Regions from separate parts of the Mus musculus genome. Here regions 1, 3, 4 and 5 are each linked to region 2. The links are chromatin loops, found by intact Hi-C in ENCODE. Cell type or tissue: gastrocnemius. All regions are shown on one strand.

Region 1 (5,000 bases), 330 kb after region 2:
GCCCCACGGGGACAGGCGTCTGTTGGACATTGGAGTCTAAGGGTGGATGTCCAGGGGAGGCAGGGTCCCAGCTGGGATCTCGGGGAAGCCGGAACAAGCAGAGTAAGCCAGTGTTCCAGGCAGATGAATGAACATGTGCAGAGCCTTCCGGGAGTTAGCGAGCAAGCAAGGCATGTTTGTAAATAAAGTGAAATGAAATGCAAAGGGTAGGGGGAGGAGTGGGAGAGCTTGGTGAAGAATCTGAGCCCTGTTTCCAGCACCTATGCTGGGCAGCTCACAACTACCTGAGACTCTAGCACCAGGACATCTGATGTCCTCCTTTGAACTCTGAAGCCGAGTGTGCACACACCCACACAGAGACACACACGATTAAAGAATAATGACACGCCGGGCAGTGGTGGCACATGCCTTTAATCCCAGCACTTGGGAGGCAGAGGCAGAGGCAGAGGCAGAGGCAGAGGCAGAGGCAGAGGCAGAGGCAGAGGCAGAGGCAGAGGCAGAGGCAGAGGCAGAGGCAGAGGCAGAGGCAGAGGCAGAGAGGCAGAGGCAGAGAGGCAGAGAGGCAGAGAGGCAGAGAGGCAGAGAGGCAGAGAGGCAGAGAGGCAGAGAGGCAGAGAGGCAGAGGCAGAGGCAGAGAGGCAGAGAGGCAGAGAGGCAGAGAGGCAGAGAGGCAGAGAGGCAGAGAGGCAGAGGCAGAGAGGCAGAGAGGCAGAGGCAGAGAGGCAGAGGCAGAGGCAGAGGCAGAGGCAGAGGCAGGCAGATTTCTGAGTTCGAGGCCAGCCTGGTCTACAGAGTGAGTTTCAGGACAGGCAGGGCTACACAGATAAATTCTGTCTCAAAACAAACAAACAAACAAACGAATAATGACACACCTTAAAACCTGAAACACACATGTTTTGTGCAAAGAGTGTCCATTAGAAATATCACCTGTGCTCACATCACCCTGTAAGGGGAGTCTGTGGTTCTTGCCCCAAGGTCAGTGAAGGGTTAAGCAAGCAAGCCTTACAGGCAGACTTAATGTTTCCTAGCTGTGGTAGTGGAACATACTCAGGAAAGACAGGGGGACATGAATCTGGAGCTGACTGCAGTGGAGCTATCAGTTGATGAGAGTACCCACCTGTGAGAAAGGACAATGAAGGGGAGCATGCATGAATTTGAGAGTCAGCCTTGAGAGTCTACAGCCTGGAGGTGGGCAAGGCTGGGGAGTTACAAGCAAGGCTCCCTACTGGTCTCTGTCTTGGACCACTAGTGGAATTAAGGGTGGGAAGTCTTGATGCTTTTCCCTTAGTCAGAGTCTCTGGACAGTAGTGTGTGTGTGTGTGTGTGTGTGTGTGTGTGTGTGTGTGTGTGTGTAAGCATGAGAGCATGTTTGTGTGTGCACATACACATATATTTAACTATTCACTGATGTGCCTAATAGTCAAGAAGACATACTTTTTTAAAAATCCAAAGCTGATAGCACAGATTATTCATCACTGGATAGTAACTTGGAGTCTAATTTTTTTTCCTAAGCTAACTTAAAATATGAAAAGTGAGTTCACCTTCTTGAGTCCCTGAACTGTTCGTGTGACCCTGTCTCAATAAGAGATAAATTCCTTTAATTTCCTGTAAAACTGCTTGAGATTCGTTGCCTGTCAGATTCTTTTTCTCTGCCAGCCAAGCTCAAGTAGGGCAAACCCACATTAGTTCATCCATTGCTGACCTGCACACAGCTCCAAGCGCACTGCCCTGAGAGAATGAGTGGGTGGCTCCAATACACAGCCTGTGTGGAAGTTATCCAGTGGCTGTCCACACTCCCCCCTCCACTGCCTCACCAACCTTGGCTACATTGTCAGGAATCCCACAATTCCTGCGTCTCCACAGAGAACTGAGTTTCATGCTAAAGAACAAAATTATTCCATTGGCAACAAGTGCTCACTGAGAAAACTTACACAGGTCAATTACCTTTCTGGCTTCTTCTGGAAGGCAAAGGACACCTACCCTCCACCTCCAACCCCCCCTCAAGGCTGTAAGAACTTGAAAGGAGTTGAGTGTAGCTGGAAGAGGGAGGCATGCTCATTGCATGTTCGTGCAACAGACAGAGGCTAGGTGCTGATATAGGACTGGAAAACGTCCTGGATGCAATGCAACAAAATTATTCACTGCCCGGGATAGGAAACCGCCCTGCCCTGTCTCAGGCCTCCAGAATCTTCTCCATCCACTAAAAGATCTGTAAATAAGTATACACAAAGCATCTTCACATAAAAATAAACCAATTGCCTACCTATGAGCTAAGTGGGCATGAGAGCCATTTTTAAAGGAAGTCTTGGTTGAACTTTATCTACCACAACGCCCCACCTCTGGGGAGGTAAAGGGTAAAACAGATGCGAAATTTAGGGTCCCCATGAAGGCAGAAATTCAGGAAATTGGCAGGATGAGCCAGAAAAGATCTGTGGGAGGGCAGATGCCATTCCTTCCTTCCTCCTTCCCCAGATCTTCTGTGAAGATCAAGAGATTGAAGGAGAAGGCAGATGCTCAGCAACAACTGGTTTATTCTCATGCCTTTGCATGAAAAGTTTCTTTTATGGAACGGATGCACAGCCCACTTGCACCCTTGTTGCAGCTGGAAAAGGCAGAAAAAAAAAAAAAAAAAAAGCAGAGATGCTTAAGGGCACTACCTCACTCCGGATGCAGTACTGCGCAGGCGCACTCCGTAGCTGTGACCCGCCTTAAGTGTTCTCTTAAGTGTCTCTTGAACACAGTCTTGTTCTCTTTGGAGTTGGTTTGTGGGAGGTAGAGTCCTTCATCCCACGTCCTTCTTCTGTCCTCGCCCTGGGAGTCAGGTGCAGCTCTGGGCCAGCAGAGGCCAAGAAGTCCCTTCTCCACCCAGCTGTGTCGGAGCATAGGTCTGGAGTCTGCTGCCCCCTGCCGGCCGGGATGATGCTTACAGCAAGACTCCTTAGGATTCCCCACCCACCCACCCACCCACCCACCCCCGAGTCGTTAAGAATTTTGTACCCACAGACTACAAATTGTTTCCATTTTCAGTGGATGTGGGGACATTCCAAAGGGTGAAGTGTCCACAGTCAGAATCCTAGTTGATTTGATTTCAAAGGCGAGTGCCCTCACTGCTCAGTATCTAGGTAGATAAGGGCATAGCCTCGTGATCCTGCTATTGCCCTGTGAGATCAGAGTATCCAGGTTTAGATGTCCAGGAGGGGTGGTACAGAACGCCACAGAACGCCACAGTTGGAAAGCATATTGAATCTTGCCGGTCCAGAGAATCAGTTCCCAGAAACGAAACTTAAGAACACACACACAGTATTTTGGGGGAACTAATTTGATCATATTTTGAGAATTTGGAAGTCTAAATTGGTCCCAGGGAATTAATCAGTCCCCAGGAGAGGCGTAGGAGCACTGTCAGCAAGACACAAGGCTGTAGAGTCACTCCCATCCTGACCTTTGCCTGCGAATCCTTCTGGCCCTCCTTCCAACATCCTGTTTGTCCATCCTCACCCTAGCCTTCTCTCTCCTCAGACTCACAGAACACTTTCCCTACTCAAAACAACCCCTTTGGATATAGCAACCGCCTGCCGGGAGCAAACGCGCGCCCTGGAGGGGAGAGCGGCTGTTGCGCGGGCGCGGGCAGGGGCGCAGGGAGGGGATATGGCATCCAGCCAGCGCATAACTTTAGACCAATGGAAGAAAAAAGCAGCAAAAGTTGAACTGAATGACACCCAGAAGCAAGAAATTAAAGAGGCCTTTGACTTATTCGATATTGATGGATCTGGAACCATAGATCTGAAAGAACTGAAGATTGCAATGCGGGCCTTAGGCTTTGAGCCAAAGAAAGAAGAAGTAAAACAACTGATCGCTGAAATCGACAAGGAAGGGACTGGCACCATTTGTTTTGAAGATTTTTTTGCCATCATGAGCGTAAAAATGAGTGAAAAAGATGAAAAAGAAGAAATACTGAAGGCATTTAAATTATTTGATGACGATGCTACGGGAAGCATATCACTAAATAACATCAAGAGGGTTGCCAAGGAGCTAGGGGAAAACTTAACCGAAGATGAATTACAGGAAATGCTTGATGAAGCTGATCCTGACGGGGATGGAGAGATTAATGAGGAAGAATTCTTGAAGATGATGAAGAAGACCAGCCTTTATTAGCTGCTTGGTACCTTCCAAGAGGTTTGGACCTCCTGTTAACAGCTTTCCTGTTAAGCAGTTCAATGATGTAATACCTGAGTGTATCCATTTCCACTTTTAGTTTAGGTTAGTCCCTTGGTGTCTAATCTGTGCCAGAAGTTATATGTCCCTACCAATGTCATTAAATCTGTAGTAGTAAGAAACAAACAGAAAAACAAAACAAAACAAACAACCCCTTTGGAACGCTTTATTATCCCCACGACAAGATTGGATAGATCATACTTCCTGTCATGATGCTGCGATATCTTTGTTGTTGTTTCATTGGTCTGAAAGTTGAAGCACAGTCTCTCTTGCGCAGTCTGTTGCACTTAAACACCCCTCCGCAAACCTCCATCAGCTCCGGCAGCAGATTAAGATATGGCTCAGAATAGACACTCAGAGATGCTCCTACTAAAGTACCAGAAGATGGAAGCAGCCACAACATGCTCCTATTCAGTGATTCTAACTGAACCTCAGAGAACATCTCTCTGTAGGGCATTTGGGATTCCATACTGTCAGATATGTGGAACAGGACTGCTCTTAGGTAGAGGGAACTTGTCACCTGAGCTCACGCCATCAGCCACCTGCTCGAGTGGAAGCCAAGGGTGGAGCTGAGGATGAGGGTGCAGTGAAACCTTCGGCCTTTGCCAACCTGTAAGACTGTCTACCTACGATCCACGGCGACAGAGACACAATTCCGTGTGGCCTCAGCACCTCTGCCATCTTGGGGAAATGCAGAAGTAAAATATGTAAGAATTCAAAGAAAGCTCAGTTAATAAATACCCTAAAGAGTAAATGATCTTCAGTTATGTCTACTAGCATAACTTCAG
Region 2 (5,000 bases):
GCTGAGATGTTCTGGCCACACAGCTCTCCCCGAGGACTGTCTTCTGCATGAACCCAGTGGAGGAGGCTGTGTTTGAGGAAGGGCTGAGGTGCCCTCTACTCGCAGGCTGCACTTCCTATCATTATAAGGTCCCTGTGTACTAAAAAAGGAAGCTAAAGTTTCCAACTCCAGTTAATGAACCTCCTCTTGCTAGTCTTAAAACCTTTGTTTTCTATATATATATTTTTTGTGCGAGTGACTTGTGAATTTTGTGCCTTATACATGGGAATGTCTAAACTCTTTTATTTTAATATATGCACACATGGAATTTTTCTGTTTTGTGTTCTTGGGACAAGAAAAAAAAAGGAACCCCCAAAAGCTAGAGTGACCTGTCAATCAACTATTAATCTGTATGTGAGAGGGGTCAGCAGCAGTATCCCTGCTGCTTTTAAATCAAGAGAGCATGTGTCTCCTGCACTGTTTTATTAGATGGGGTTCTTGTTCATTCATGGTCAAGAAGATGAACGCCTATGCTAGCCAAATGACCCAAGGTTCTGATTGTCTAGGTCAAGTTCATGCCAAGGAATGTTAGCAAAACTGAACGGGTTTGGACTGAGCAAAGACTTCTTAGGGTGTGTATGTGTAAACGCTCCAAGTAGAGGGTCTGTTTAAAATGGGAACCAGAAAGTGTTAGAAGTTCTGCTGTTGTGGATTCAAAGACTGTATTCTTTTAAAAGTTGGTGGGAAACGTGAGAGAGGAAAGGGATGAGGAAGGCGGTCTTCTGGTGGTATCTGTGAACAAAGATTTTTTTTTTTCCTTTTTCCTGAGATCAGATCTCACTGTATAACCCAGGCTGTCCTGGAAATCCTTATGTAGACCATGCAAACCTTGACCTCTAGAACTCTATAGAAATCAAGCTGTCTCTGCCTCCCACATGGCAGGGCTAAAGGTGTGGCATTCTGAGTCTTGTGGACAGGGATCTGTGGTATTCAATGGTCCTGCAGCCTAGGGTCGAGCTGAACTCTGTTCCTCACAAGTCTGTGACACCCGTGACACCCGTGACACCCGTGACGCCCGTGAGAAACGTGAGATACTGGCGTTCAGTTCCTAGTTTAATTATACAACTATTGCTAACTATGGACTTGGGAACTGATGAAAAAGAAAAAGAAAGTGATTTCTATGGAGTTGGGACTTGAACCTAAGACCTGCAACATGTTAACAAAGAGTTCTCCCATTGATGTGCACCCCAGGCCAAGCAACCGTGTATTTATAATAGATATTTGGGGAGGGCACTGAGGTGGGGGGAAAACACCAGTATCTAATTGGAATAATGCAAATGCCTTTACAAATGCATACACAAATGGGTGATTTTTAACTCTTCAGAGTCCTCAAACAGTGTCATTAAAATGGGCCTATCAGGATGGTAAAGACTAGGCTAGTTTAAAAGTAACAACCAAAAATTGTAAAGAGGAGTATGCATGCCTCTTGATTTTACAATGGAGTTTGTCACCCTGCAAAATCAGCATAATGTTTAAAAAGGTATAAGGGAGATAGTTTATCTTGCTCTCCAAAACTAGAAATTTTGGTTGTTGCCTCTCTTAGTTAAGACTTTCAACCCATTAATATGTAAACGCCTCTGATAAGATTAAACCATCAGTCATCTATACTTTCTCATGAATAAGATTCTTGTGGGTTGATATAAGGCCCCACTTAGTTCAAGAAGAGGATACACTGGACATGGGGGGCTTGTTTCTCATTTCAGAATCCTGACTTTTGTTTGACGGTGAAGGCTGTTTTTGTTGTTTCTTGTTCAAGGTGTTTGTTTTGTTCGAGATGGACCTCACTGTGTATCCCAGGCTGGCCTGGAACTCCAGATGGATTCTCCTGTCGCAGTCGGCCAAGGAGCTGGGATTCCAGGCTGCACCAACACCATATCCAATTCTAATAAAACTAATTTTAAAGTTCTTAAAGATGTCAGGGTTACAATTTCAGCTCTTAAGTCTCTCAATAACAATAGTGTAAGCCATAGACTGGAAGCTTGAAATAGAATTCAGAGCCCTGACAGGAGGGTAGTTTAGCCCTGTTTCGGTCGCCCTCCATTTGTTTGGTTACTATTCTGTAGTTCCACCTGCATCCTCCAGAGGGTGATGTTGTCACTCTCAGTACACTCAGAGCTTGTTGCCAAGGCTTCATGGCTAGATCTGTGTTTTGCTTGGTTAAAGAAAAAGTGTGGGATTTTTTTTCTGTCTCTATAAACCTACTTACGTGAATAATCATTAATCAGATTTTGCACATGGATTTTTGTCCTGTTGGTAATGGACCCAGAGCTCATTCTAAAGCTGGGTTTTATTTAGCCTGCCAACTGCCAACTGAAAGAGGTTGAACACTACACCTATCTAAAACTAGGAAGATATAAAAACTTTGAAAAATAAGTCTACTGCAGAATAAACTACCCTTCGAAGAAATGTGGAGTTGATTTCTCTGCAGATTTCAGTATAATTGCGTAGATATTCCTAGCTACATCACAATCTTATTAAAGATCTTGGATTTTGAATTGATTTTGGCCTACATTATTTTGAGATATAAAAATTATGAATTACATTGTTGTGTTCTTCAGAATCAGCCTGAGTGGATCACAAAGTCAGATCCACAGAGTTTTTTTGAAAATAGTGTTTGATTCTTCCGTGAAAGTTGTCTGATAATCTTGCCTAACCCCAAATCCCCGTCATGTGTCACTGGGATTGTCCCTTGCCCAAGCAATTGGCTTCCTCCGACAGATAGGAGCTAAGAGTAGAAGGGTGGAGCTTTACAAAGGTTCCCTGCCTTTCAAGGAGCTGTGCAGAAAGATCGGTGGAAAGGTGGGTCTTTTGTTTGTCTTGATTTTGTTTTTTAAAAGCAATATCTGATTATTGAAAAAAATGTAGAAAAGTGAGAGGAAAAGATAATCCATAGACCTATTTAATAACAAATGTTTTGAGGGAAAAGAAAAAGGTTTTATCAAACCATTTTGAATAGTAAAATGTATGTTAATGCCATCCAAAAGTCCCTGGAGGCAGGGGAAGGAACTAAAGGTTTTTAAGCAACTGACTGCTTTCATTTTATAAAGTACGAAATCAGCAGTCTTCATTCAGTTCAGCTTACAGGAATGCCAAGAGCTCCATTGCACCCCCTCCCGACGTTACGCCATGTACATAACCTGATGACGCCAGGTTAGCAGACAAAGTAGGTGGCGCACTGGCTCTCCTGTTGAGAGAACTGTATGACATGCCTCCTCAGACTCAGATGCCCAGCAAGGACTGTGCTAGAGAGCCTTTAGCTGGAGCCCAGCCCGCCCAGCCCGCCCAGCCCGCCCAGCGAGCCCAGCGAGCCCAGCACGCCCAGCCTGAAAACTGCGTACGTGAATCCACTGATAGTCATCTCGCAAACAGCTAGGACTGCCGAGTACCAGGCTTTGCTCTAAGCCCCTGGAACCCAGTAGCAAAGAAAGCACACAGTACCCTTAGTTGTAGACAAACAGAAAACCGAGTAGATGAAGTGTATTCATTGTGTTATCGGTGCCAGGAGAAAAAGTCAGGAAGAAGTGTGAGCGGGAGAGCTAGGGTGAGTTTGGCTTGGCTTGGTTTAGTTTGGTTTATTCTATGAGTGTGGTGTTTTGCCTTTAAGTATGCCTGTGCTTCCAATTTGTATAGGGCCCATGAAAGATAGAAAAGGGCACTGGATCTTCTGAAACTGGAGTTACTGGTGGTTGTGAGCCACCATGTGGGTGCTGAGAATTGACCCCAGGTCCTCTGCAAGAGCCACCATCAGCTCTTAAGAGCTAAGCCATCACGCCAGCCCTATGGTTTTGATACAGAGTCTCATGTTCCACAGATTGGCTTTAGACTTGCTATGTAGCTGAACTTCTGGTCCTGCTGCCTACAACTCCAGAGTGCTGTGATCATAGCAAGGTCTTATGCAGCGATTCTGGTCAAATCCGGGGCTTTCTGATTGCTGGGCAAGTGCTTTATCAATTGGGTTACATCCCCAGGTCCATCAACTGTGAAAGGGAAGTGAGGACTCTGGCTGTGTTTTGTCCAAAGTGTGCCAGCTTAGAAAGGAGAATGGTGAGGACAGAGGTTGGTAGTTAGGATGGAGCACACAAGCCCTTATGGGGACTTTACTGAAACCAGGAAATGTGGGGGTGGGTGTTCTGGTCGCTCTTAATTTTTTAAATTATCAATTATCTATTTCCTTCCATTTACACAAAACCAGGTTATTGTTAGGTTCTTCCATTCATGGGCCTGGCCCAGCAAGCTCTTGCCTTCCTGTGGGCACACATTTGGGGGTGGCAGATTGTTTCCAGAGTATTTTTAAACAGCTCAGGATGCTGGGTTCTGCTTCCTAGAAAGACTTCAAATATTTCCTTCTCGTTCTGTTAGCATTTGAATTGCACTCTGGGTAATTTTCTGGGCAGACATGAAAAGACACCTCGCCAGCAGAGTCTATAAATAACTGTACCAGCTTTTATGACACTTGACTAATCCTGAGTTTTTCTCTCAATTTCTTTCACACACACCCCAATAACAAGCCTGTTAGTACTTCCCATTTTTGTTGCCCCTGTTTTACAATAAGGAATTGAGGCATAAATCAATAAATTAACACAGGACTACCTGGTTTGGTAATGGAGTCTTCCAGAAACTCAGGCCTTTGGATCCGAAGTTTCCATTCTTCCCCATCAGAACCAAGCGAACATAGGGAAAAAAGATGTTCCCCCATGTCTTTGTGTGAACTAGGAGAGCTTTTAAATCGAGAGAAGGGGGCTATGTAGATTCCCTCCACATCCCTCCCTCAGTAGAAAAACAAACCTTTGTGTGCAGTTCTTGGTGCATTTCTGCACACACTGGCCACACTTTTCCTCAGAGTGACACTGCTGGGCTGGCTGCTACCAGAGATGAAATTCCATACGCACTCAGCACCAGGATTCAGCTACAATCCCCAGAAAGACTTTCTAGACCATAAACCTGCTTAAAGAACCACGAAC
Region 3 (5,000 bases), 220 kb after region 2:
TAACTTTTAAAGTTAATTTTGCTTATTATGACTAGTGTGTGTGATGGTGGGTGTGTGTGCGTTCATGTCATGGTGTACATATGGAGATCAGATGGCACCCTTGTGGAGTCCATTCTTGATTTCACCCTTATATGGGTTCTGGGACAAAATGCACGTTATTAGGTTTTGCATAAACATCTTTACCTCCTAAGCCATCTTACCAGCTCCTTCTTTTACTGTTAAACAGAACAAAGAGTGACAGGCCATTTAAGATAGATGCTCTTCTGGACTTGTATATGCATAGATACATACAGCATTGGGTTCCGTCAAGGACAACCAATGAAAAGCAAGTTGCACACAAAAATTATCTTATGCCTCATGATGTCAAATTTCCACTCAGCCACATCTGGAGACTGCAAAAGTCCAGGTGACTTGAATAGATGACGCAGGGGCAGGAAACCATGCTTAGCCAAGGTCACTTATTACATAATGAATTCAGCTTCTTGCTGAATCAATCCACTGCGCTTCTATTTCCCAGGTCTGCAGCACCCAGTACTCTCACTTTGTTTCCACAAGTCACAGAGCCCTTCCCCCACCAGCACCCTTGCTCAACCTATTTATTCCATGTACCCAGTATGGGGCTCCAATATATGGTCCAACTGGTTCATTGTCTGTTGGCTCCCTCTCAGACTTCAAGTTTCAATTAACATGATATGCCTAGCCATGCCCCTTCCTCCAGAGTCTGTGAGTTGGCATCCTGTCCAGGTCTGCATCCTATTCCAGAGCTAACAGAAAAATACCCATGAAATAAATGGACCCCCCAAATCAGCAAGTAGTTTGACCAAAATGTAGACATCAAGCTACTGCTTTATTTTAGTGAATTTTTTCGAAGAGGATATGTTTAGTCAAACATCCACAGGCATACGATGATTAAATGTGGCAATTCATTATGATAAAATAGTTTTACATTTTAAAAGACTGAGACTTTTACTGGACTCCAGGAAGTTAGTAATGCACTGTGAGGTTACTTAAGACTTCAGGCTGCTGTCCTGCTGCCCTACCTTGTTTAACCTTCCTTAAGAGAACAATGTAACAATCAATATTACCTGCCTTAGATTCCCAGTGTAATCACTGTTTGCAACCTAAGCTACAATGTATAGCTGTAAGCTTGGTTTATGTGTTGTTCCATGCCAGACCTAAGCAATGCATGCGTATTCTGATAATCATTTGCACAAAGCAGCAAAGATAGAGGGTGAAAGCAATCTTATATCAATCATAGATATTGTACACGACACACAGCTATTGCTTGATGAACAACGGTATCTGTTATCTGGGCCTGTTGGGATCAGCTGGCGTCAGTGACTTAATCCTGTGTAAACTCTGTTGAAGAGTTCCCTCCTTCCTTCACCATGTGATGCTTTCTGTGACGTTCAACGCATACATAGTAAAACACTTTGTTAGGAACAGGAGCTCTCAGATTGGCACACATTCACACAGTCCCAGACAGACACATTCACACAGTCCCAGACAGACACATTCACACAGATGGACAGACACCAGGACAGCCTCACAAGACAGCCTTCAGGCAGGCACGGATTCAAACTCAATCAACACACAGACAAGAGGAATGAAGATACAGGGGGCCTGAAGTGCAGAAATAAAATCTAGATGATAACAATCCAAAGTGTTTTGATTTCGTTCCCTAATGCTGCACCAACACATTATTGGTAACTCAGAGGTTATTATTAGTGTGTTCAAGCTGGGTGGATTTGATGCCCCCTGTCACGTGGAAATTATCTAATGTGTCTAATCCATGCAATGAAACATTCAGAATGTAACAGTTATCTCAGCCACTTAGAGTCAGAAATCGCTTGCTGTTAATGCCACAGAGGCTTCTCCTATAAGATTTTAAGCAGTCGCTACACTGAGCGAGCTATGACCTGGGTCTGACACTCTCTGCACATCTTTTCCTTCACTACAATGCTGATGGGCAGCTATTATTTCTTGGTTTGATTGACTGACTGATTAACTCATCCATTTGGTGCCTCTCTTGTATTATTAATTATGCTAAACTCCTTAGCTAGATATTAAACTCCCAGAAGATACATATAACTGTATTAATAACAATAGCAAATACTGTATATTTCCTAATGCTTGTTTTCTACTATGTATTTCCTACAACAGTCACTCAGTGTTTTCCTTTATAAGAAAGTGTAGAGCTACACATGACAAACTCAGAATGAACACGAGTCAGCATGTGCTGCTCTTCCTAAGCATCTGATGCTGCTTTGTATGATCTAAGGCAAGTCGCTTGTTCCTTCCTCCATACTATGGGGATGTTGGGGTACCTACCTCAGTGGATGGCTGTGAAGGTGACAGCGGATATCTATAAAATACTTAAAGTGGTGGCCAGCACGCAAAAGATGCTCATTATCATCAGCTGTTCCCATCCCATTATTGCTGCCTTATTGGAATGGTCTCCATCCTGAGAAAATCTTTATCCCCACTGTTAGCATCAAAGGTCCCACAGCCTTGGCAGAAGTCCACTTTGAGTCAAAATGGCTGGATGAGGACAGGTCAGGCAGACCTTGTTCCGGTCATTCTCCACTGCTCTACTTAAAAGTTCCATCTTATATCCTGTAACAACATTTCAGGAAAGTTGTAGTCTTTAAACAGGATGTAGTGAAGAAATCACGCCCATTTTTTTGCACAGACTTCCAGGAAGACCTCAGAAAGGCTAAGGCAGCACCATGCTCAATGAAGCGTTGACCTCTAGCGCCCCCTGCTGTCTCTTTGTGGAAAATACCATTGAACGAGAGAACATGTTTGATTCTGGAGGTCCAAGTAAAAATTCCATGCAAATATACTAAAACTGACATTAGATTTATATCATTTGACCTGTTCTCTCCAGTTTGTCTTTTATCTCTTTGTTTTGTTTTTCCTTTGCAAATTTTGCTTTTTTTTTTCTTTATTGGGCATTTTTCGTGTCTTTTTGTTTCCCTTGATTTTCAGATGTTTGTTTTGGTTACTTAAAATTTTGTCCTACCCTTGTCTCTTTTTCAGTTTGGTAAAACCCAACGAGGAGTATGGTGTGACAAATGACAGTGTCCTGAGACAAGTGGCCCCCCAGCAAATTTAGAGCAGGCCCTTGAGGCGAGGTGTTGTGCTTGATTTGCCAGAGGGCTTTGGACTACCAGGGTTCATGTCCTCTGTGTCTATTAAATTCAACATAAAGTGCTCAGGAACCCAGAACCAAGCTGTCCTTGGCTGGAGATGGCACCTTAGAATGCTCGGAGGGGTGGTTGAGTGGCTTTGTGGGTGGAGGAGAACCACCTGGATCAGCTATATGTCAGGAACACATGACAGTAAGCAGCCCCCAATACTGACCCACCAGGAATCCGCATGAAAAGTCTAGGCTACCCGCCTTCCGGGACTGAGGCTAGAGAGTGGAGGTCCAACATGCGATCAGCAGCAGGAACCGAGAGGACCAGAGGCATCTCAGAGCTGCAGGATTACCTGATTGGATTTGGCACGATTCTGGAGCCGTCTGGTTGAAAGGGCGGATGGACAGACCTGGAGGGTCAAGAGGGCTGTTCCTCAAAGCCGTCTAGGCCACTCTAACCCTCCCTCCAGTAGCTCCTCCTACCTTTCAGCTGGGTATTTGGTCCTTCTCAATCCCCAGGCTCTGAGCGACTTCTGGGGTTCCCAGGCAAAGAAAGGGAGCAGAGGGAGCCGGTTTCTGTAAGAGGGTTTCCGGATTAGCCTCCAGCGCGCCCCGCTGTGGCTGGGCTCCTTCCTTGCCCTCTGGAAAGAAATGAGCTGAACTGGTCAGCGAGAGAGCTGGGGAGATTTATGAATATCATTCAGAGGTAAATACTTTGTGAACTTGCTTGCTAGTTTGATGTCAGCTTGCCACAAGCTTGGGTTGTTTGGGAAGAGGAACTCTCCATTGAGAAGATGCTTCCATAAGATTGGGCTGTAGGCAAGGCTGTAGGGCATTTTCTTAAGTTGTGATTGATTTGTGAGGCCATCCCTGGGCTGGTTGTCCTGGGTGCTCTAAGAAAGCAGGCTGAGCAAGCCATGGAGAGCAAACCAGCAAGCAGCATCCCTCCATGGCTTCTGCATCAGCTCCTGTCTCTAGGTTTCTGTCACGACTTCACTCAGTAATAGACTGAGCTCTGAAATACTGACAGAAAGAACAAAAACTTTAAATCACCTTAAGTTGGAGTGATCCCTGACTCGGCTGTCAGAAGTGAAGCCAGCACTACCAGACCGGGAGGATTCAGTGGAAAGTTCTAGAAAGAGAAAAGCAGTGTGGAGAAGGACCAAGATTGGGTTGTCTGAGCCACAGATGTGGTCAAGTGTTCATTGGGGTAAGTAGAGTTCAGACACTTGTTCCTGCAGGGTATGTGGGCTTCAGTGTCCAGGAAGAGGGCAGTTGGCACTTAGTACCTGTCTGTATGCCTGATTGGACACTACGTTTACTACTTCACACAATGAGTCTTAAAAAGGCATTGATGTAGAGTCTGAGATAGGTATGTTAGTATTAGCGGCACAGGAAGATACCATTGTGTCCACTTCCTGAGACATGTGAAGGAAGTTCTTCTCATCCCACATAGGGCTCTGATTACAGACCAAAGAATGGATTCTACCAAAGTTTAACTTGGTAAGCCAGTGAGTTTGGGGGGGGGTGTCACTTACGGGAATAGGAATGCCTTAGAGGCAGCTGTATCACCCCCATGTCACTGTTCATAAAAGGCCCATTTTGGGGGAGCTCTCTGTGACTTGCAGGCAACTCAACCTGCTGGAGACTGTTCTCTTTTCAGAGGAGACTCTTGTGATTTATATAACCTTGAGGAGGGAGGAATCTTCATGAATGTGCTAAGTTTCACTGATTTCCAGAGGATTGTGAGTTCCTTACCGAGTGGTCTTGAGCCTCTCTTTAGAGCACTGGTTCACAACCTTCCTCCCTGGTTCTCAACCTTCTGAATTTTGCAGCCCTTTTATACAGTTCGTCATGC
Region 4 (5,000 bases), 160 kb after region 2:
ATTTTAGCCACAAAACTCAGAAGTACTAGTGCTGAGACAAATGCCTCCGGGCCGTCTAGAACAGTCCAACTCCACGCCTTGTTTGCTTGAGGATCCCAGCTGAAACCCAAACACTGAGCGGCTGGGTATGAACTCATAATCTGTAGTGTGTACACAGTGATCCCTGCTCCCAGGCACAGTTGGAATTATTGCCTTATGTGAGACTTCATGGTATCAGAAGTAAGAAGGCAGGCTCTGGGCCAGACTGCCCCGTGTGGGCATGAAATGTCACTTCCCTCTGTGACTGGCTGCGTGGCCCTCAACTTGTGTGTCTTAGTTTCCTAATATGTGAAACTAGGATGTAGGGCATAGTCACAATGCACTAGTACCAATGGCGGCCTGCAGCAAGGTTAACGTTTGATAAATACTAGTCACACAGGTACAAAAGGCAGTCAGTGCCGTGGGCATTTTATAGATGGAGAAGTTGAGGTATACACAATGATGTCACATTACATCTACAACTGCAATCCAGACCCTCTGTCTGCGTCGTCTCTCATTGCTTGCTGTCACTGTCATGCATTAATTAAGAAGACTCTACTGCTGCGTGTTGATACCCACAGGAAATAGGGCTGGCCCTATGCTAAGTCCACATACAATATCTCACTCAATCCTCATAATAGTGCATGAAGTAGTTTAAAAAAACCTAATTATCCTCATCATTATTAGGTTTTGTTGCTTGTTTGTTTTTGAAAAAAAAAATCTGGCTAAGTACACACACACACACACACACACACACAATACACATTTTTTTTTCCTTCCCAGAACTGGTGATTAAGTCCGAGGTTTGTATGTTTGTCTATGTGTATGTATACGCATATAGTTGTCAGGGTGTTAGATCCTGAGCTGGAGTTACAGATCACTGTGCGTCCCTCAACATACTTTGGTATCCTGGAAGAACAGTGAACACTCTTAACTGCTGAGCTATCTCTACACACTCTGTTATGCCCATTTTAGGGAGGTGAATACCAAGACCTAATCAGAAGGCAGGGCCAGCAATATCTATTCAATCCCTGGAGCCCAAGTAAAGGTGAAAGGAGGAAATCTATTCCGTAAAGTTGTCTTCTGATCTCCACACACATGCTGTGGTATGGGTGTCCACATATGCACATCCTGAAAACACACACACATGCACACACTTGCATACCCATATGCACACTTACCCACAAATACATACACACACATACACACATATACATGTATGAACACACACATGCACACACACATAGACACATACATACATATATACACATATGCATACACACATACACACCTTAAAACAATATAGAAGGCAAAGTGGGCCGTTCTGCTAGTAAGAGGCAGCCAGAACCTGAGTGAAATCTTTACAGCCTCAGAGCCCAAGGTTTCAACCATTTATTTTCAGTGGCCTCTAAAATTAAAAAAAAAAAAAAAAAAAAAAAAAAAAAGGCTATCAAGATAGTGGCTACTTTATAAACAGTGTCGAGCTGAGCTGCCAGGACAAACTGGGTGACATTTGTGAGCTCCTCAGGGTCAAAAAGTAGTCCTCGTTATCCCTCATCTCTCCTTCTGCATCAGGCACTAGACCCCCACAGGTGACCATATGCTCCCATGGAAGGACCTTAAGAAGCCAGGCCCAGGAGAGGTAGATGCCAGGGGAATACTTGGTAGCCAAAGCCAAGGCTAGGGCTGGGGCCAGCGAGATTGTGATGGAGCTGAAGAAACAGAAGTAGTAGATGCCAAAACTCAGAGGGACGGAGTGTCTGATCACACAGGTTTGTGATGACTGGTGATTTTTCAGGAGGAAAAACTCAAGGTGAGAAGGTTGGCACTTCCCAAATGAGCCTCAAGTGCTGCTCCTGTTAGGGCCTTGGGTGGCTGCCTGCTTTAAGATCACAGCATAGGTCTGAGGGACACAGCCCTTTAGCAGGCATTGATTGCCTGGGCCATTCTGACTCTGACAAGCTCCCATGATCACACATGGTTGTGGCTGGCAGCTCAGACAGACACGACTGTTTTGGCTTCTGTCGTTTCTATTTTTCCTCTATCATCAGGCATAGACTCAAGGTCCTGAGCCTAATTGGAATTGGTGGCCAACCCAAGTGCCTGCTGGCGCCCTCTGGTGGAAGAGCAAAGGCTAAAAACACCATCTGGCCCAGAAGGAAAAGATAAGGTAGGGCCTGGGATAGAGGGAGCTAAGTGGATCTTCCCAGCTGACTTTAAAGAGCTATGGTTGCGAGTCTTCCTGCTGTCCTCCATAGGTAAATGATTTACTGTGACTTAAAGGTCAGCAAACACAACAGCTCTGACTCTCAAACGGACTTTGATGATGGATGCAGAAAGGTTTTTCTGTTTTGTTTTGTTTTTTTAACCTTGGCTCCCTTTGGAGGCCCCTCGGCCCTCAGGAGACTTAGAAGGTCATTCGTTCAGAGCTTTCCCAGACAGAACTCAGGGCTGTGACTTGAGCAGGAGGTGTTTACTCCCACACACTTGGGATTTGTATTGCTAGGAGGTGTGAAAGCTGTGTACAAATCTTGCATAGCAGTGCTGCCTTGGGGCGGGCAGCGGCACAGGAAGGGGCTCCAAGCGCCTGGCTTCTTTCACGCTTAGCTGCACAGGAAGCCTCTGGGACCTTGTGATGAGAGGGTCTGGGTAGGACCTGGGGTCGTTCCAACTCTCACGAGGACTGCGCTGGAACGTAAACCTCTTCTCTTCCTATAAACCACACACCTTCCTTATAGCTTTCTGACCTACGAGTCAGGAAAAACCCCAAAAGCTGGAACCTGCATTTCCTGGAAATGGCTTACATGATCTCAAGCAACAAGGAAGGGATGTCCCACAAAGAACTTTCTCATTGAGGGCTGGTAAGATAACTGCACGGGGGAAAGGAATTTTTGTGAGCCAAGTCTGACCACCTAAATTTTATTCCTCTAACCCACATGGTGGAAGGAGATAACTGGCTCCTGAAAGTTGTTCTCTGATTTCTCTGTGGGAACCCTGGCGACACACACACACAGTCACACCCCAAATAAATAAATAAGTGTAAAACAACAAAACCAAAGAACTCTCACTGATATTGCCTCCACGTCCCCCTCCCAAGGCAATTTTATCAAATAAGCACTACTCTTTTTTTCCTTCAAAATACAGTCTTAAAAATAGTTTTGATAGACAGGCGTGCTTGAGAATAGTTTAAAGCAGGGCTAAAAAAGCAATTGTACTATCCCTTTGTGTTATTTCATATTTTTAAATTTTTATGCAGATTAACCTATACTGTTTCTTATTTCTCTTAAAGTGTACACTTGAAACATCCTGTGCTGTTGATGTTCACCCTTTCTTTTCCCTGGGGCTAGCTGACCCAGATGGAGTTTATAAAACCTAAGGGTTAGGACTGTAGACATAGGCACCTGGTGCTAAGAGGATGCTGGCAAAGGGTACTAAGTCTGTTTGGCACTAAAGGGCGGTAGAGAAGGCCAGTGAGGGGCACGCAGTCTCTGCCTTTGGGTCACGCTGACTGCTTGCTGGCCAGAGGCCTGATTTATTTTGGTTTCTTTGTCTGGGAGCATAACCAATTTGCACAAGTAGTTATCTGACATCTTGATGCACGTTTACAGATCGATGAGTAGATGACCCAAGTCAATGCTCCACGGTTTTGTGCGTTTTATAGATGGGAGAGGAAGCCTGGACAAGGTAATGACAGTCATGGAAATGAGAAGTTCATGACTCAGTTTCCCACTGCGTGGGACTTCCTAGAAATAAGACATCATCAATCTTTGGAAGTGCCTGGGCACCGTGCCTTTGGGTAAACAAACTCCTCTTTTATCAGATTTTATGATTTTGTATACAGTAAGTACTTGATAACTTTTTTTTCTAGGAGAGCTTACAGATGACGCTGCTCAGCTGGCTGTGGAGGGGGTGTTGCTTCTTGGCTGGTGTGTGTGTGTGTGTGTGTGTGTGTGTGTGTGTGTGTGTGTGTGTGTGTGTAACTTTGTGCATGTGCATGTGGCACTCTCTGCCCATGGTCTAGGGACTTTTCCCCTAGGCAGAAGGATAAAGAATACATCCCTCGTAGCCTAGGAAACAGGCTTTGAGAGTGAGTTACCTGGGTTTCAAGGCGTGGCTATAATTTTTTTTCTAAAACAGCATCTCATTATTTAGCCCAGGCTGGCCCCAGACTTGCAATCCTCCTGCTTCAGCCTTCTGACTGCTGAGATTACAGGCATATGTGACCATGCCTAGCTTCAATTTTTAGATGAGTTTTGTGATATTCTTTTTTAATTTTTTCCTCCCACAATAGTCTAAGCATACAGCACAGAGCCGTGTTGGGACATCACCATTTCTACAGGAAGCAGTAAGATTTTTCAGGAGGTTTGGCAAAATAGAAACTCACACTTCCTTGTTAGGCATACTAAAAGAAAACCGAAGAGATATGGTTTGAGGTGATTAAAACAGCAAAAGAGAAGGAGGGTTGGGAAATGGGCAACTCTGAAAGTGGCAAAATTCTGTTTAATTGAAGCATCTACGAATAGATTCAAGCACTTGATATCCAATATTTGAGGCACCAGGACTCAAGGAGAGTGCCTTCCATGGTTCCCTTCACCCACTGTGGGGGAATGAAACACACACCCCTTGTGTCTCAACCTTGGCCAGGCTGTCTGCTGAGTTCTTTCAGTTCCTGTCAACCCCTACCCTTCCACACTCTGGCCCACCAAGGTAAATACCAGCAGCATTTGTTCCTCGTGTTCCCTACCTGCATCCTGCTGGACTCTTATTCCCTCTAGCGCTTTGCTCCAGGGGTCCAGGATTCTCACGGCTTCCTTTTATGAACAAAAGAGGACTAAATAACTGATGATGACCTAGAGTGTTAGTCTGGCTCTGCTCCAGGCCAAAGCACGACAGACGTGTGTCTCCAAAGGCTAGATCCACTTCAGGGCTAAGGTGCCTGTGACGCTGAGGACGTCACAGGTGTTCCCTTAGCTCCAACAGGC
Region 5 (5,000 bases), 63 kb after region 2:
AGCTCTTGCTGAAGACCCAGCTCCCTCTTTATGGGTAAACACTCAAGCTCTGGTCTCAGATATGGTGTCAAAGGAAGGCCAGGCAGAATATTAGGTAACATTAATGTCTTGTGTTACCAAGAACTGCTCCCCTATACTCTAGCTCAGAGTTTGGGGACCCTTTAAAGCCTAAATCCATTCTAAAAGTCCTCACAAGGTACCATAAGGACCTGATGACCCCGTCTTCAGGTAGAAGAGAGAGGAAAGAACACCGAAGGGAAGGGGGTCACAGACTCCTGTGGACATGGCTGTGTCAGCTCATGCAACCAGAAGAGTAACCCTGAGGCATCCTGGTGTCAGGCTCTGGGTGTGCTCAACAAACAACATTAACAACTTTAAAAGAACACTCAGGTGAGGCCAGAGGGAAGGTGGCCAAAGGAACACATGGCGGGCGATGGAGTCCTTGGGGCTTCCTGTTTCTGCAGAGAGATGAAGTTGAGGTTGCAAGTTTGGCCGGCTGGGGCAGGCCATCTCTGGACTTGGGAACAGCGTGTCTTGGGCGGGTTTGTAACTGCCTTTTGGTTTGGTTTCAGATGCTGGTGGGTGGAGAATGGTCCAGATCGACTCTTCTGTTTGTCGAGCCACCTTTCTAGAAGAGGCAGATGTTTGATGTGCTTTGCTCTTGTGGGACAAGTGGGAAGGCACATCCTCCTTAGCATGTCCCCTCAGAGAGTGAAGGCAGGCTGCTTTCCAATTCAAATGACACACTGGAAGCTCTCTGGAGTCCTGGGACTCAATAGTTAATTAACACTGTCTTTCTGGATTAAGTCACTATGTCCCCAAAGCGAAGGATGCGTAGAACCAGAATCCTACATCTTGACTGTCTGTCGGTCAGCACCAAGAATATTGTAATCCAATCTGTCCACAAGGGCCACCGAGGATCTGCCACCAGCTCTAGGGGAGGCTCCTTGGCCAGAGGCTTCCAGATTGGCAAGCCCTGAGACCCAAGGGCAGGGCTGCCATCTTAGCTCCCCCCGGTTGTACAAATCAGAGAAATTGCACATTAAAGTTAGGAAGAAAGGAGGATGAGAAGCAGCCATGAGAGAGAGAGAAAGAGAGAGGGGAGGAAGGTGAGAAAAGGGGGAAGGGGGAGAGAGAAAGAGAGGGGAAGAGGGAGGAGAGGGGGGAGAGGGAGAGGGGAGGAGGACAGGGGGAGGGACGGATGGAGGGAGGGAGGGAGAGAGAGAGAAGGAGGAGGAGGAGGAGGAGGAGGAGGGAAGGAGCAGGAAGACAATCAGGAGAATGCAGGCCTCTGAGAAAACTCAAGATAGGACAGAGGTGAGGCCATCTGGCGGCTCAGGGGAGCAAGAGTATAAGATTTTTGGCTTTATTGAGAATGGTTTATGAAAGAAGAGAAAGACTAGAAGGTAGAGAGGAACTCCCCCTTTGATGCCAAGGCTTCTGCTGGTGGAGACGAGCATGGGCAGGAGGGTGGAGAGACTGAGCTGGGGCCAGGGCTTCCTCATCCAGAGGATCCCTGTTCTCAGCACAGTGGCGCTAGGGAGACTTGAGTTTCTTAGTCCGTGAGGAGGTCCCGTTCTCTGCCTTCACCACTCCGTTTTCATGGTAACCTGGGGGAATGTAGAGAAGAGACACACACAGGGTTTCAGCTGACACTGAGGCAGGAAAATGGAGACATGGAGGGTCGGGTGTTATGGGGACATGGCTTTGTGGCAGGCAGACCATCCGACCAGGAAGCAGGCTGTAGCCAATGGAAGCCCAGAGACAGTCCAGGGCAGATTGCTGCCTGTCCTAGTGTCTTTGATAAGTGGCTTTGCTTTACATGTTTAGCCTTTGACTATCTTTTAGTGGAGGGCACCTACCGTGATTCACAGAAACTGAGGAAAGGGCAGCAGCCTACACTGAGATCTGAGCAATGCCGGCGTTAATCTCTTAGTTCTCCCAGTGTTCTCAATCCCTCAGCTCCACAGAGCTCTGACAGGTCTCAGCAACAAGAATGGTAACAAGGAGAAGAAATGGGGAACAAGATACTGCAGGGGCAAGGCCTGACATTCCTTTGACCAAGCTGGGTGGTGGTCAAAGCTTTTAATCCCAGCATTCGGGAGGCAGAGGCAGGGGGATCTCTGAGTTTGAGGCAAGCCTGGTCCATGGAGCAATTTCCAGGCCAGCCAGGGCTACACAGAGAAATCCTGTCTCAACCAAACACAACAAGAATAAAAAAGGAGAGAAAAATACCTCCACAAATTTAATGAGTTGTGGCATCACTGAAACCCCTCCTCCTAACCCATTCCAAGTCTTCCTCACATCCAAATGACTGCTAACAAACAAACACACACACACAGGCTCTTTCCAGGCAGGCAGCTGCATGGGAAAATGCAGGTGAGTCAGAAAACAGGCATGCAGACAGGCCAGGCCCCAAGCAAGGCTGGGTAGTAGACTTGAGCTACAATGTCTGAGGACCTGTGAGCATAGGGGATCACTTGAGGATGCTCAGGAGTTAAAGGAGATGTGTGTGCCCCATCTCCATGGCTCCTCCCTAACACTGTCACTGTGAGTCAGTCAGTCCTGAAGAGAGATGGGAAGCCTCGGAGGCAGGGTTGGGCCAAGACGGAGAGCACAAGAGCAGGTAAGGACACACACGGCCACTTTGTAGCACGGGACACGGGTGACAACAGCAGCAACAGCAGGAGAACTTAGCTACATGCCAGAAGCTACCCCCACCCAGTGCTGCCCTAAGCCAGGCCCTGTTAGAGCCAGCCTGCTCACACTGGGTCTCTGGCTCATGGCCAATTACATGCTGGTTACCGTGTTCCAGGCTGGGAGAAAAATGTCTACAAGGAGGGGACGCCAGCAGGACTGGTTTGTGGAGCACTTAAGTGCCAGCTCTCCTTCACCAATCTGCAGTCCCCAGCCACTCGCTCATTTGCCACAGGGTGTCACTCACCAGGTTCTCTCTTGAGGAGCTTGGCTGGGGGCCTGGGGACAGCAGAGACTCTACGCTTGGCACTCTGCTCCTTCCAATACTCCCGCCAGTGCCGCAACTGGGAGTGGATGAAGCGCCACATGAGCCAGGCCTGGGCGACACACACCAGCAGCAGCATGCCAAGCCTGCGGAGGGTAGAAATGGATCTATGGGCAAAGTTCAGGTCTACAGACTGCAGAAGGAGGTCTCTGTAGCTCCTGTGGCCCACCCTCCCCACAGCTCCCGACACCAGCAAGGGTGTGCTCTTCAGTCTGTCTCTTCTCTGGTACACGAGCAATGTGAGGTGAAGGCCCTAAGGTGATGATGGTCACCACAATCAAACTAATCCTACAGATCCACCACTGTCCTCTCTCCCACATGCCTGGCCCATAACAATCTAGATGAATATTGCTAACATTCGAAAGAGCTAGCATATGAGAGTGCAGAAATAATTTTCTTCTCCTATATCAAGATCACACACACTCTAATGCCTATAGCTTCATGGACCACACAGCTTGAAATAAAAGATGAAGCTTCTATCTTGAGCTTCCTGAGAGTGTCATGATCAACCCCGCTGGGATGAAAAATGTCCTCTGCACCATGATTGCTGAGCAAAATGTGAGGGGCCCCACATTGCATCTGGACTGGGTTCCTCACAAGAGCACGTGAAAGCTGTGGACTGAAGAATGTAGGACAGAGGCAGGAGACGGATGTTAACATACTTGCCCCTAAACGTCACTGTGTGGGAGGTTGTACCCCGACCTTCTATGAAGACACGCCATGTTCAGGAGGTACCTGGCAGTGCTCAGAGAGCCCCTCTATTCACCACCCCAGACTTCTGCCAACTCACCTACAAGGCAAGGTGTTAAAGTTCCCTTTCTCGGGGTCAAACACTTGGTTTTCCACCCGAGCCAATCCAAAGCCAATGGTCAGCACAGCGAGGGTGAGGATGAAGAGACGCGTGACCCCAAACACAGCAGCCCAGGCGTTAAACCTGCTCTCAGGGGTAGAAAAGGGATGTCAGCTTTGGGAGTCATTCAAGGAACCTTCACCCCATTTCCAGAAGCAACCCAGAGTGGGAAAGAGCATCAAACAGGACCCAGGAAGGTGAGAGTTTCAGAAGTTCCTGAACAGACACAAATGTAGGGTGGGACCCCTCAAACAGTCAGATTGCATGAGATACCCAGGTCCCACCCCATCAGTCTCTGGACAGGCCAGCATCCAGCAACCCTACTTACAGCCTCTCGTTATTCTCGTCTGCAAAGTGGAAGAGCCGAGCCATGTGAAAGAGGGCCTCGGTGGAGTACTGCAGTAGTAGCAAGATCAGCCCCAGGCGGCTCAGGCTGGAGGGAAAGACAAGCCTTACTCTCCCTGCCCGACACCCCAGAGCAGAAGCCATTGGTCTGAGGTAGCTCAGGCTGCTCTCTGTTCTGCCATCCACTTCTTGCGGGACAGTGCTTTATCCTTCCTCACAGTTCGGCTGCTGCACCTTCCAGTAGTTTTCTTGTACTGACTCCCCAGACTTTGATCCATTTCACCTGCTTGTCCCTACAATGAACCTGATCCATATACGTCATGATATCTGGCCCTTTCTATGCTCATGCTACTGGAATCATACATAGAAGTGTGTGGGGGGGCTAGAACAAGGTTGCTGGGCTTTGGGGGTACATATATGAAGATTTCCTGCTATTTGACTTTGCACTATCTGAGGAAGCAGGAAGTTCTCCCCGTGTGTGGTGCTCAACACTCACTGCTGGGTGATGCTGTCACCATAACCCTTCTGCATGTGAGTTGTGAGCATCCCACATCAGAGCACGGCTGAGACAGCTGCCATGACCCTTCACCTCGAGACAGAAAGCCAGAACGTGAGAGCTGATGGGCTCCGCCACACACACTATTCACCCACGTTGGTCGGTCTCACAGGAAGCCTGTTATGAGCTCCTCAGAAACAGGGCTCCCCAAGACATCTGGGCATTACAGCGAAGCTCTCAAAGGCTAGCATACACAGAGTTTGGGCCCTACTCAGAGCATGAAAAGT

What was found. Hi-C counts contacts between places; a loop is a spot of excess contacts. Peaks named below come from ENCODE experiments on the same cell type or tissue, not always from the same donor. Only the 100,000 strongest peaks of a DNase experiment are listed, where the experiment ranks them.
Region 1: a loop joins it to region 2, with 3 times the contacts of the local background. A loop is called at or near these places in 10 of 42 quality-filtered maps.
Region 3: a loop joins it to region 2, with 10 times the contacts of the local background. A loop is called at or near these places in 41 of 42 quality-filtered maps.
Region 4: it touches region 2 in a loop (12-fold over the local background); 29 of 42 quality-filtered maps call a loop at or near these places.
Region 5: a loop joins it to region 2, with 2.4 times the contacts of the local background. A loop is called at or near these places in 4 of 42 quality-filtered maps.

The regions. Positions count from the first base shown.
Region 1 is chr1:21,268,758-21,273,757 of GRCm38, forward strand. Gm28836 (a long non-coding RNA gene) reads right to left here and starts at 2,928. Exons shown (of 3, transcript XR_373236.3): 1 at 2,658-2,928. It also overlaps the pseudogene Gm7094. In gastrocnemius, a CTCF peak has its summit at 2,889 (motif pointing left); DNase peaks (open chromatin) are centred at 2,888 and 3,603; H3K4me3 peaks cover 1,168 bases; H3K27ac peaks cover 538 bases.
Region 2 is chr1:20,937,113-20,942,112 of GRCm38, forward strand. Paqr8 (progestin and adipoQ receptor family member VIII) reads left to right here. Exons shown (of 3, transcript NM_028829.4): 3 at 1-2,538. The region is part of intron 1 of Gm51618 (a long non-coding RNA gene); the gene reads right to left. Among named protein-coding and RNA genes, the nearest start is that of Efhc1, 12 kb to the right of the region's middle. In gastrocnemius, CTCF peaks have their summits at 2,113 and 3,180; DNase peaks (open chromatin) are centred at 2,119 and 3,231; H3K4me3 peaks cover 1,009 bases; H3K27ac peaks cover 729 bases.
Region 3 is chr1:21,159,250-21,164,249 of GRCm38, forward strand. No RefSeq gene overlaps it. Among named protein-coding and RNA genes, the nearest start is that of Gm32947, 32 kb to the right of the region's middle. In gastrocnemius, a CTCF peak has its summit at 2,767 (motif pointing left); DNase peaks (open chromatin) are centred at 2,758 and 3,409.
Region 4 is chr1:21,099,285-21,104,284 of GRCm38, forward strand. No RefSeq gene overlaps it. Among named protein-coding and RNA genes, the nearest start is that of Tram2, 23 kb to the left of the region's middle. In gastrocnemius, a CTCF peak has its summit at 2,142 (motif pointing left); DNase peaks (open chromatin) are centred at 1,686, 2,028, 2,605 and 3,465.
Region 5 is chr1:21,000,026-21,005,025 of GRCm38, forward strand. Tram2 (translocating chain-associating membrane protein 2) reads right to left here. Exons shown (of 11, transcript NM_177409.3): 8 at 4,201-4,305; 9 at 3,813-3,956; 10 at 2,945-3,108; 11 at 1,372-1,610. The coding sequence ends at 1,537. Among named protein-coding and RNA genes, the nearest start is that of Gm51618, 43 kb to the left of the region's middle. In gastrocnemius, a CTCF peak has its summit at 2,930 (motif pointing right); a DNase peak (open chromatin) is centred at 2,878; H3K27ac peaks cover 972 bases.